2 separate regions of the Homo sapiens genome follow, and region 2 is linked to region 1. A link is an interaction called in ENCODE POLR2A ChIA-PET data of the cell type or tissue named here. Cell type or tissue: MCF 10A. All regions are shown on one strand. Each heading gives the region's core, and the rest is flanking DNA. Links, peaks and the distances in the headings are about the cores only. Region 1 overlaps KCNG1 (potassium voltage-gated channel modifier subfamily G member 1). Region 2 has its middle 190 kb from the start of MIR3194.

Evidence for each region. ChIA-PET counts read pairs that join two places held together with the same protein. Peaks named below come from ENCODE experiments on the same cell type or tissue, not always from the same donor. Only the 100,000 strongest peaks of a DNase experiment are listed, where the experiment ranks them.
Region 2: POLR2A ChIA-PET joins it to region 1 with 5 read pairs; 3 of 35 experiments call an interaction of 5 or more read pairs at or near these places.

The regions. Positions count from the first base shown.
Region 1 is chr20:51,016,973-51,021,358 of GRCh38, forward strand. All of the region lies in intron 1 of KCNG1 (potassium voltage-gated channel modifier subfamily G member 1), which reads right to left. Among named protein-coding and RNA genes, the nearest start is that of KCNG1, 3.9 kb to the right of the region's middle. RefSeq lists an enhancer at 3,776-4,339. In MCF 10A, for the core only: no CTCF peak of the experiment used is centred there; no DNase peak of the experiment used is centred there.
Region 2 is chr20:51,256,840-51,261,225 of GRCh38, forward strand. No RefSeq gene overlaps it. Among named protein-coding and RNA genes, the nearest start is that of MIR3194, 190 kb to the right of the region's middle. RefSeq lists an enhancer at 1,461-2,660. In MCF 10A, for the core only: no CTCF peak of the experiment used is centred there; a DNase peak (open chromatin) is centred at 1,892.

The sequences.
Region 1 (4,386 bases), core at 300-4,299:
CCCACTTCTGGGTATATTTCCCAGACCTGGGACCACAAAGGGTTGTGGCAGACATTGTCAGTAATAAATTATTTGCACTCAAATCCTTCACTCAGGGTTTGCTTCTGGGGAACCAGATGGAAGAGAGTAACAAACAAGGTACAAAAATGTGTGTTCTGTGTTGTTTATGGTACCAGGAGGTCCCCTAGCATCCATCCCCAGGGGAGTGGACAGGCAAGTCTTCGTAGAGGCAGATTATGGAAGCCTGCAGATTGCCCAGGAATCAGAAGCAATGGACTGAGTGGAGATTTAGCAACACATTTAGGTCTTAAAAACAGTGTGCCGAGTGGAAAAAGAAACAGAAGTTTCTAGCACTGTGCTATTTATGTAAATGAACACACACACATTACATATTTTACAAGGTCTCAAGCACATGTGAGGATCTATATTAACCACATGGAGGGTGCCTGGAAGGGCAGAGGAAGGGGAAGAAGCGCGGGGATTGGAACAAAGAAGAAAAATGAGTAAGATGAGACAGCCTGGCACAGGCCAATGAGGAGGCGTGCTGGGAAGCGGTGTGGTTTGTACAACTCTGGGTTTTAACCCAGGTTTAAAAAGAAAAACGAAGAGCACAGGAACGACAGAACCTTCTGAATTGCTCGGGGTGCTCGGTGGAGATACAGATTTCTGGGACCCTCCCTTCCCAGTCGGAATGTCTGAAGGGGAGGCCCAGGAATGAGCATGTTCACAGGCTCTCATGGAGATTCTGTGTGAGAGAGGGGACCGGGAATGCCTGGAGTTCTCCCAGGGGCTGGAGGCACAGGAGCTGCTCTGGGCTTTCACCTGGACTCCCCTGCCCAACGTGTCAATCTCCTAGAGGCTCTGGAAGGCTGTGAGTCCCGCTTCATTGGAGAAATGAAATCCCTTCTGGTTCGTGAGAAAAATCTTCTGCGTTGGGGCTGCCTTGATCAAATTTCCATTCAGGAGCCCAGAGATCCACTGACACTCTCCTCGCAATTTTTCTATCTTTCCTTTGAGGAAAAGGTGATGCTTATAAGCTATGGCTGAGGGCTGAGAACATACTTCCAAAGATAAATGATCATTGAGATCATAAGGCGTTCTGAGTGGCAGTTCTCACGTGACCACCCTGAGGTCAGCACATGACTGAGGGTACAGGTGCGGGACCTGTGGGGTGGGATTTGGGAGGGCGGAATGGGATGGAGTGAAGGTCCAAGCCAGGCATGGCTAGTCGTCCCTGCTGCTCCTGCTAATAACCCTGTGGCCTGGGCAGGCCATCACACCCACTGAGCCGCTGGCCTCTCTGAGCCTGCCTCCTCCCCTAGAAGATGGGGATAAGATTGCTGACCTCACGGGGCTATTATGGGGATCTGGTGAACGGAGGTTTGCTGCAGGGATGAGCAGTGTCACTGGGCCTCCTGTCCCCATGGCTACATTCCATCAGGGGCATGAAATGGTTCTACAGATGGTCCTGGGCTGACCCCAACTGCTTTCAGGTCTCTCTCCGGGGTTCCAACAAGCTGCGGGCCTCTCTGGACCCTGTTCTTTCTGTCTTATGCTCTCCGTCCCTCTTCCGAGTGGCAGCGGGGAATGCAGAGAGAGCGCTAACTGCACAAAGTGTTATAAATAGCAGCAACCACAGCCTCCCTCCACTGCAAACTCACTAAGTGCCAGGTGCTGTGCTAGGAGCCTTCATTGCCTGAGTCTCCATCCTTTCCTAAAAAGGTGGGCATTATCACTAATACCCCCATTTTACAAATGAAGAAACTGAGGCTCTGAGAAGTGAAAACTTATGTCTGGCAATAAGCGACAAAGCCAGAATTAAACTAGATCTGTGGGACTCCAGGCCGAACCTCTTTGACCCCTGCCTTTTACTGCCTCCTTGAACCACTTGTTCCTTTCGGGGAGCTGGTGTGGTGTCTCCACCCCTTGCAGTGAGTCAGGGACTGGGTTTCTAGTCTCTATTTCATATGGACGAGATTTTGGAATGTTTCTGAGGATGGGGAGAAGCAGGCAATTGTCCATGGCTGGGGAAACATATTTATCACTATTTATATTTGCAAGTGAGCAGAGTTAAAAAAAATCAACAAAACCCCTAGTTTTGCCAAACTCAGGGTTGCCATTTTGGCCTCTGGGAAGGAGATGTTGACGATGGAGGCAGAGGGTGGAGTCGTCTCCAGAAGCCCTGCTGATACCTTGATTTTGGCCCAGTGAGTCATTTGGTCTTCTGATCTCCAAAAACTATGAGATAATAAATTCAGGCTGGGCGCAGGGGCTTACGCCTGGAATCCTAGCACTTTGGGAGGCCAAGGTGAGAGAACTGCTTGAGTTCCAGAGTTCAAGGCCAGCCTGGGCAACATAGTGAGACCCTGTTTCTACAATTAAAAAATAATCAGCTGAGCATGGTGGTGTGTACCTCTAGTCCCAGTGACTCAGGAGGCTGAGGTGGGAGGATCACTTGAGCCCAGGAGGTCAAGGCTGTGGTGGGCCATGATAGTGACACTGCACTCCAGCTGGGTGATAGAGCAAGACCCTGTCTTCAAAAATAATAATAATAATAATAATAAATTTATATTGCTTTAAGCCACTAAATGTGTGCAAGTATGTGAAAGGAGGAAATTAACACAGCTTCCAAGGCAACTTTCCAGAAGGAAAGCATTTCTCTCCTGTACTCTGCAGGCTTTGGTTTCTCTCTCTCGTACCATGCCTCTCAACCTGTGCCATTCCCTCACTCCCAGTGGGTGTCTCGGGGACCCGTCCGTCTCTCTCCATGCCACTCTTTCCCAGGCCCTGCAGCGTTTCACTGCCAGTATAGCTTCATCTGTCAGGATTAGGGCTTCTGGCCGAGCCGACTCAGAGGCGGGTCAGGCTGCATTAATCCCCAATTAAAACGTTAATCAAAATGGATCCAACCATTAGCCTGGCCCGGGTCCTGGCATGTTAGATTTCCAAGAGCTGCTGTGCCCTGGTGGAGAATATATCTTTCTTAGCCACCTGCTGTCTGTTCTCGCCACAGTCCCACCACCCTGGGCCTTGGCCCAGCCTCCTGAAAGCTGGGGCCCAAGTTCCTGGGGAGATTGTGTGCTGGGAGCTAGGCTCTTCCCTCCATCCCTCCCTTGCCCCCAAATGAGAAAAAGTGCCAGTGTCCCTCCCCCCTATAAAAAAGACAGGCTGCCTCGGGAGCCTCCCTGCTGTGCTGCAGGCAAGCAAAATAACACCAAATGCACGTTTGCGTTTGCCTTCTTCTACGGGGAGGTGTTTGGGGACTGGAGCCAGAAGATCCTTTTCTCTTTGCCTCCTTGTAGCTCAAAATTAAGCAGAGAAGCAGGCTTGGGGGAGCAGTGGGGACCTCAGGACGGCAGGAAGGGAGACACCTGCTTACCAGAGTCCTCTGGAGGGAGAGCATGATCGGACCTGCCCGGGGAGGTGTGGGTATGAGAGTGAAGACTCACCTCAGGGCAACGGACAGTCTTAGGCACAATTCAGATCCTATTTGTAGCAAAGTCACTTCATTTCTGATTTCGTTAATCAAATACAGTCTGCTGGATGATAAAAATGGTCCACAGCAATGGAGTGCTTCAGCTAGGTTCTTCGCCTCTCCCTTTTTATTAATTCTATTTAGAGGGGCTTTACCAGCTGCCATTTTTCACCCACAGGCTCCATTTCTGGGCTTAATGCAACAACCAAGGGTAGATTCCTGTACCCCTAGACCTCTGGCAACAGGCAATGTTGACTCTTCATCAACATTGGAAAGCAGGGTGGAGAAAGGACAGCCGAGCCAAGGTACCTACTGCGGCTCCAGGAGGTGAGTTCCTCGGAGCTGGTTTGCGTCGCTTAGCCCTGCATCCAGCACACATCTCTTTGTTCTTCTGTTTCCTGAGGCACCTCCCTCACCTCTTGCCAGAGCCCAGCTGTGGGTCTGGTGCAGAGAATTCAAAGTGGTGCTCAGATCTGCCCCAATCAGGCTCCAGGACAAGCTTCGGGAAAGTCTTTGGGGATGGGGAGAAGCAAGTAACCTCTGCCTCCCATGTCACATCTCCCTCCCAGAGGCCAAAAAGGCAACCCAGAGTTTGGCAAAACTAGGGGTTTGGTTGATTTTTTTACTCCCAAGGTTTGACAACCCAGGCTGTAGGCTGCGGGCCTGGGCTCTCAAGTCTCAGGAGAAGAACCTAGGTTGCCTCGTTTCCAGTGTGCTTGCAGTTCCCTGCAGGTTAGGAGTGTGTCCCAGGACAGACATCTTTCCCGTGGAACGGGCTGGCTTCGAGAATGACTGAGGAGGGTGATCCCCAGGGGCCAGCGCTTGCCTGTTTTTCAAACACACCTTCCCTCCTTCCCCTCCTATCAGGCGACTCTGCAGGGCTCCAAAAGCCGGGGGAGGCACAAATAGAG
Region 2 (4,386 bases), core at 67-4,066, 240 kb after region 1:
CCTGCTTGGACTCTGAGAATATAGGAAAAATAAAACTCAGTTTCTCCTATCCTTGGCTCTTACAACACAAAAGGCTTCTGACACCAAATGTATGTGGGTTTACCCCCATACAGCAAGCAAATAACCAATTCTGCAGTGGACACCAGCTATGTGTCCTCTAATTCAGTTCAATTCCCACACTACCTGGAGATAGTGTCAGATTGCACAGGTTGAGGGCTGAGTCCCACAAGACTGTGCCTGCCTCACTTCAATACCAATTGCAAGCCCCTGGTGTTTTACCTTTGCTTGTGATCACTGGCTATAAATTGAGATTCCCCTCCCCCTTAGATTCGATTAATTTGCTAGAGTAGCTCACACATCTCAGGGAAACACTTACTTATGTTTACTGTTACAGGTAGTTAGATAGGCATGAGTGGGGCAGGAGAGGGCTCTCCCCATACCCACTAGGAATATCAGGTGATGGTCTGATGATTATCATTTTATCACTAAAAATGATCATTTGCAGCCACAGGGAGACACAATCTCCTGATGATCCACAACTATTGACATTGAAAGTGTTAACTGAATATAGACACCAGGGAGAAGAAACTTCCTGGGCATGCTCACTACGAGACAAGATGGCAAAGTATGATGTTCCAGGAGCTTACCACTGGGAAAGGGAAGAAAACCTCAGATGGGCACGCATACAACTTCCTAAACACACTGCACATGCTCAGTTCCCAAGGGTAGGGAGAACACTGCACGCATGCGGGTAGCCCACCCTAAGGAAAGAATCATGGGAAAGAGGCAAGCCTGGAAAGTGCTAGGATGGGCCGGGCGTGGTGGCTCATGCCTGTAATCCTAACATTTTGGGAGGCCGAGGCAGGCGGATCGTGAGGTCAGGAGATGAGACCATCCTGGCGAACACGGTGAAACCCCGTCTCTACTAAAAATACAAAAAATCCGCCAGGTGTGGTGGCAGGCACCTACTGTAGTCCGAGCTACTCGAGAGGCTGAGGCAGGAGAATAGTGTGAACCTGGGAGGTGGCTCTTGCAGTGAGCCAAGATTGTGCCACTGCACTCCAGCCTGGGTGACAGAATGAGACTCCGTCTCAGAAAAAAAAGAAAGTGCTAGGATGAAAGTTAAATGCTCTCTTCTCTCTTTGACCTTCAGGCACCCTCTTGGATCTCTTCTAAGTGAACTTTCCTTGCTTTCCTGTTCTAAAGCCTTTTTAAACAAACTTCCACTCCTGCTCTGAAACTTGCCTTGGTCTCGTTTTCTGCTTTATGCACGTCAGTCTAATTCTTTCTTCTGAAGAGGCAAGGACTGAAGTTCCTGCAGACCCCTACAGATTTGCCACCAGTAACTCGGGGTAACTCGGATCTCTTCCACCGCTAACGTTACCAGTGTATTACAAGGATATTACAAGGGATACAGATAATGAGATGCAGAGGGTGGAGTATAAGGAAGGGATGTGGAGCTCTCATGTCCTCTCCAGGCACCACCCTCCAGGGACCTCCATGTGTTCAGCTGTCTGAAGCTCCCTGAACCCGGTCCTTGTGGGGTTTTACGGAAGCTTCATTATGGAAGCACGATTCATTACCTTCTTGGCCTTGGTGATCAACTCAACTCAACATTCAGCCCCCTCCCCAGCCCTCCCCAGAGGTCCAGTTGGGTGGAGCTGAAACTGTCAACCCTCTAATCACATGGTTGGTACCCCCGGCAACCAGCCCCCATCCATAGTCTGTCCAGGATCCCCCTGCCATCAGTCAACTCATTAGCATACAGAAAGTCACTCATCCTCTTGGAGATCCCAAGGATGTGGGGAGTTGTGTACAGGGGTTGATGGGTCTGACTCTTCTCATCACCTGCTTCAGGGCAAGGCAAGGCTTGACTCAGGCCTGGGCAAGCACCGCATTCCATCCCCTGATTACAAAGATTCCATGGTGGGGAGTGGTGGGTAGCATGTGATCCAAACAAAGGAAGCCTGGTTCTGCCTCTTCTCTTGAACTTTTAGGAAAGAGAAAACCCATTCTTTCCATTGGACTTAAAGACATAAGCATGGGGCTGCTGGAGTTACCATAGTCAACTCCTGTCAGAGAATGAAACCTGCGGCAGGCAGAGCCACAAAGAGAGAAAAGACTGATTCCTGGAATTCTTGATGACATCGTTCACAATGCTGGATCCAGCCCCAACTGAAACCATTGTGAAACTGTCTCCACAGGGTTGACAATTGCATCCTGGGTTCTGGACAGAAATAATTATAATTAAGCATTCATCAGGCTGCCCTTAGGCCCACTTCCTTGTTACTAAAAGTCACTTAGCACTAGATACTGATCATTTGCATACCATTGTTCCTATAGGCGAGATCCCGGACATTAGAATCATAAGGCTTTTATTTAATTCAGATGTATTTCAGACCTGAATTCCAGCGACCAGTTTGAAGACCCCCAGAGAAGAAACAAAATCGGCTTTGCAAAATTATAGCTGAGGAAATTATGACAGTGAAAGAAATAAGACCTGACTGACTCCATCTTGCTTCTAACCTTTAAGCTGTCCTTGTTCATTCCTGGGCGTGGGCTAAACTAACTTTGGGAAGGAATTCAGTTCGTGGTTTGACTCTGCAACAAAATTGGTAACAGCCCTTTCCTGAAAAGACCCCCTTCTTGCCTGGGGTCTAGTTTGCCTTTCCAGGACTAACAAATTAGCTACAAGATTAGAAAGTACAGTTTAGGGCTCATGCAGCCTCTGGCTTCAAGAGTCTTAATTGCCCCAAATTGCTCCTGGAGAAAACATCACTATTGTAAAATCTAAGATCAGTGCCTGAGGTATTTTGCAGACCCTGCACTGGATGGATCAGCTGAACTGGCTCAACCAGTTCCGCCATCCCACCCAGGAACAGAAGACGGCAAGAAAACCTCCTTCGACCCCCGCTGATTCCATCTCCAACCTGACTAATCAGCTCTCCCCACTTCCCAAGCCTCTAACTGCCAAATTATCTTTAAAAACTCTGATCCCCAAATGCTTAGGGAGACTGATTTGAGTAATAACAAGGCTCTGGTCTCTTGCACAGCCAGCTCTGTGTGAATTACCCTCTCACCATTGCAATTCCCCTGTCTTGATAAATCGGTTCTGTCTAGGCAGCAGGCAAGGTGAACCCATTGGGTGGTTACAGAAAGGGATCCACGTGAGAATACAGCTTCTTCCTCTCCCTCACCCATGACTTCACCCTGCACTCCTCGACCAATCAATGATACCTGTACTTTGGCCTACTCCAAAACCTGAACCCCAGATTCCTAGGGGAGGTGGAGTTGAGGTTTTCTCCCATCACCTCATTCAATGACCCTATGATGAAACCTCTTTCTCTGCTGCAAGCCGGTGTCTTGGTGTATGGACTGGTTGTGTGTGTAGGGCAATGAACCTATTATGGTTACAATCACCTCCCCCTGGGTTTCTCAGTTATGCCAAACGATGAATTCCTCACTTTTCTGCAGCCAGTTAGAGGTGGCACCTTAGTCCCTTTAATTTCACTATGTCCTGGCTGCTACGCAGCTCTTTTTTCCAGATTTGCCTGATGTTCTGCCCACCAAACTAAGCTGCCCCCAACTGATGGCTTAAGCCTGGATTAAACTAAGCTACAAACAGCTGAATTCCTCGAGAGTGGCCAACCTAGCCTCTCTTGTGTGACAGACACTCAAGATTCAACCAGTGACACCTCTTTTATTTCTCCAAATTCACTTAAGGTCCAGTGTCACCCTCTTGGAGATCTCTCTGCCCGCTTCCCTGGATTACCTATGAGCCCTGGGGCATGGCAGGAAGGTGACCTGAGCAGGAGACAGCGCACTGAGATTTGAAGGATGAGTCTGCATTGTTCTTGTTACCGAACCAAGCTTGAGTCCACCCACCTCGGTGCAGCAAAGCCAAACCCTGACATCAGGATTTGCAGCGAGAGAAAGTGAGGCATTGATTGCAGGGCTCCAGGCAAGCGGAATGAGGCAGCTAATGCCTAAAACCTGAACTTCCCCATGGCTTACATTGTAAGTGTTTTTCAAGGTGAGGAGACAGAATTACAGGCAAAGTCATAAACTGACACATGGAAGTTGCACATTGGTTTAACTTAAAAAAGCAAAGCATCTCCAGCAGGGTCTACAAGTCAAAGGTGAATTCAAAGATTCTTTCATTTGTGTTTGATTAAGGAAGCAAAAGTTTTTCTAAAAAGTTGGGGTCAACAGAAAGGAATGTTAAGCCCTGGGCTCTGAATATGACTTCCTCCAGGCCTCTCGGGCAGAAATTTAGAACAAAGAATGGGAGGGTCACCATTCAGTCCTTGGTTCCTTCTTATCTGAGGTCTCTGTGCCAGCAGATGCCATCTTCCATGTGATGGGGGTCTGGGTTTCTGAAAAATA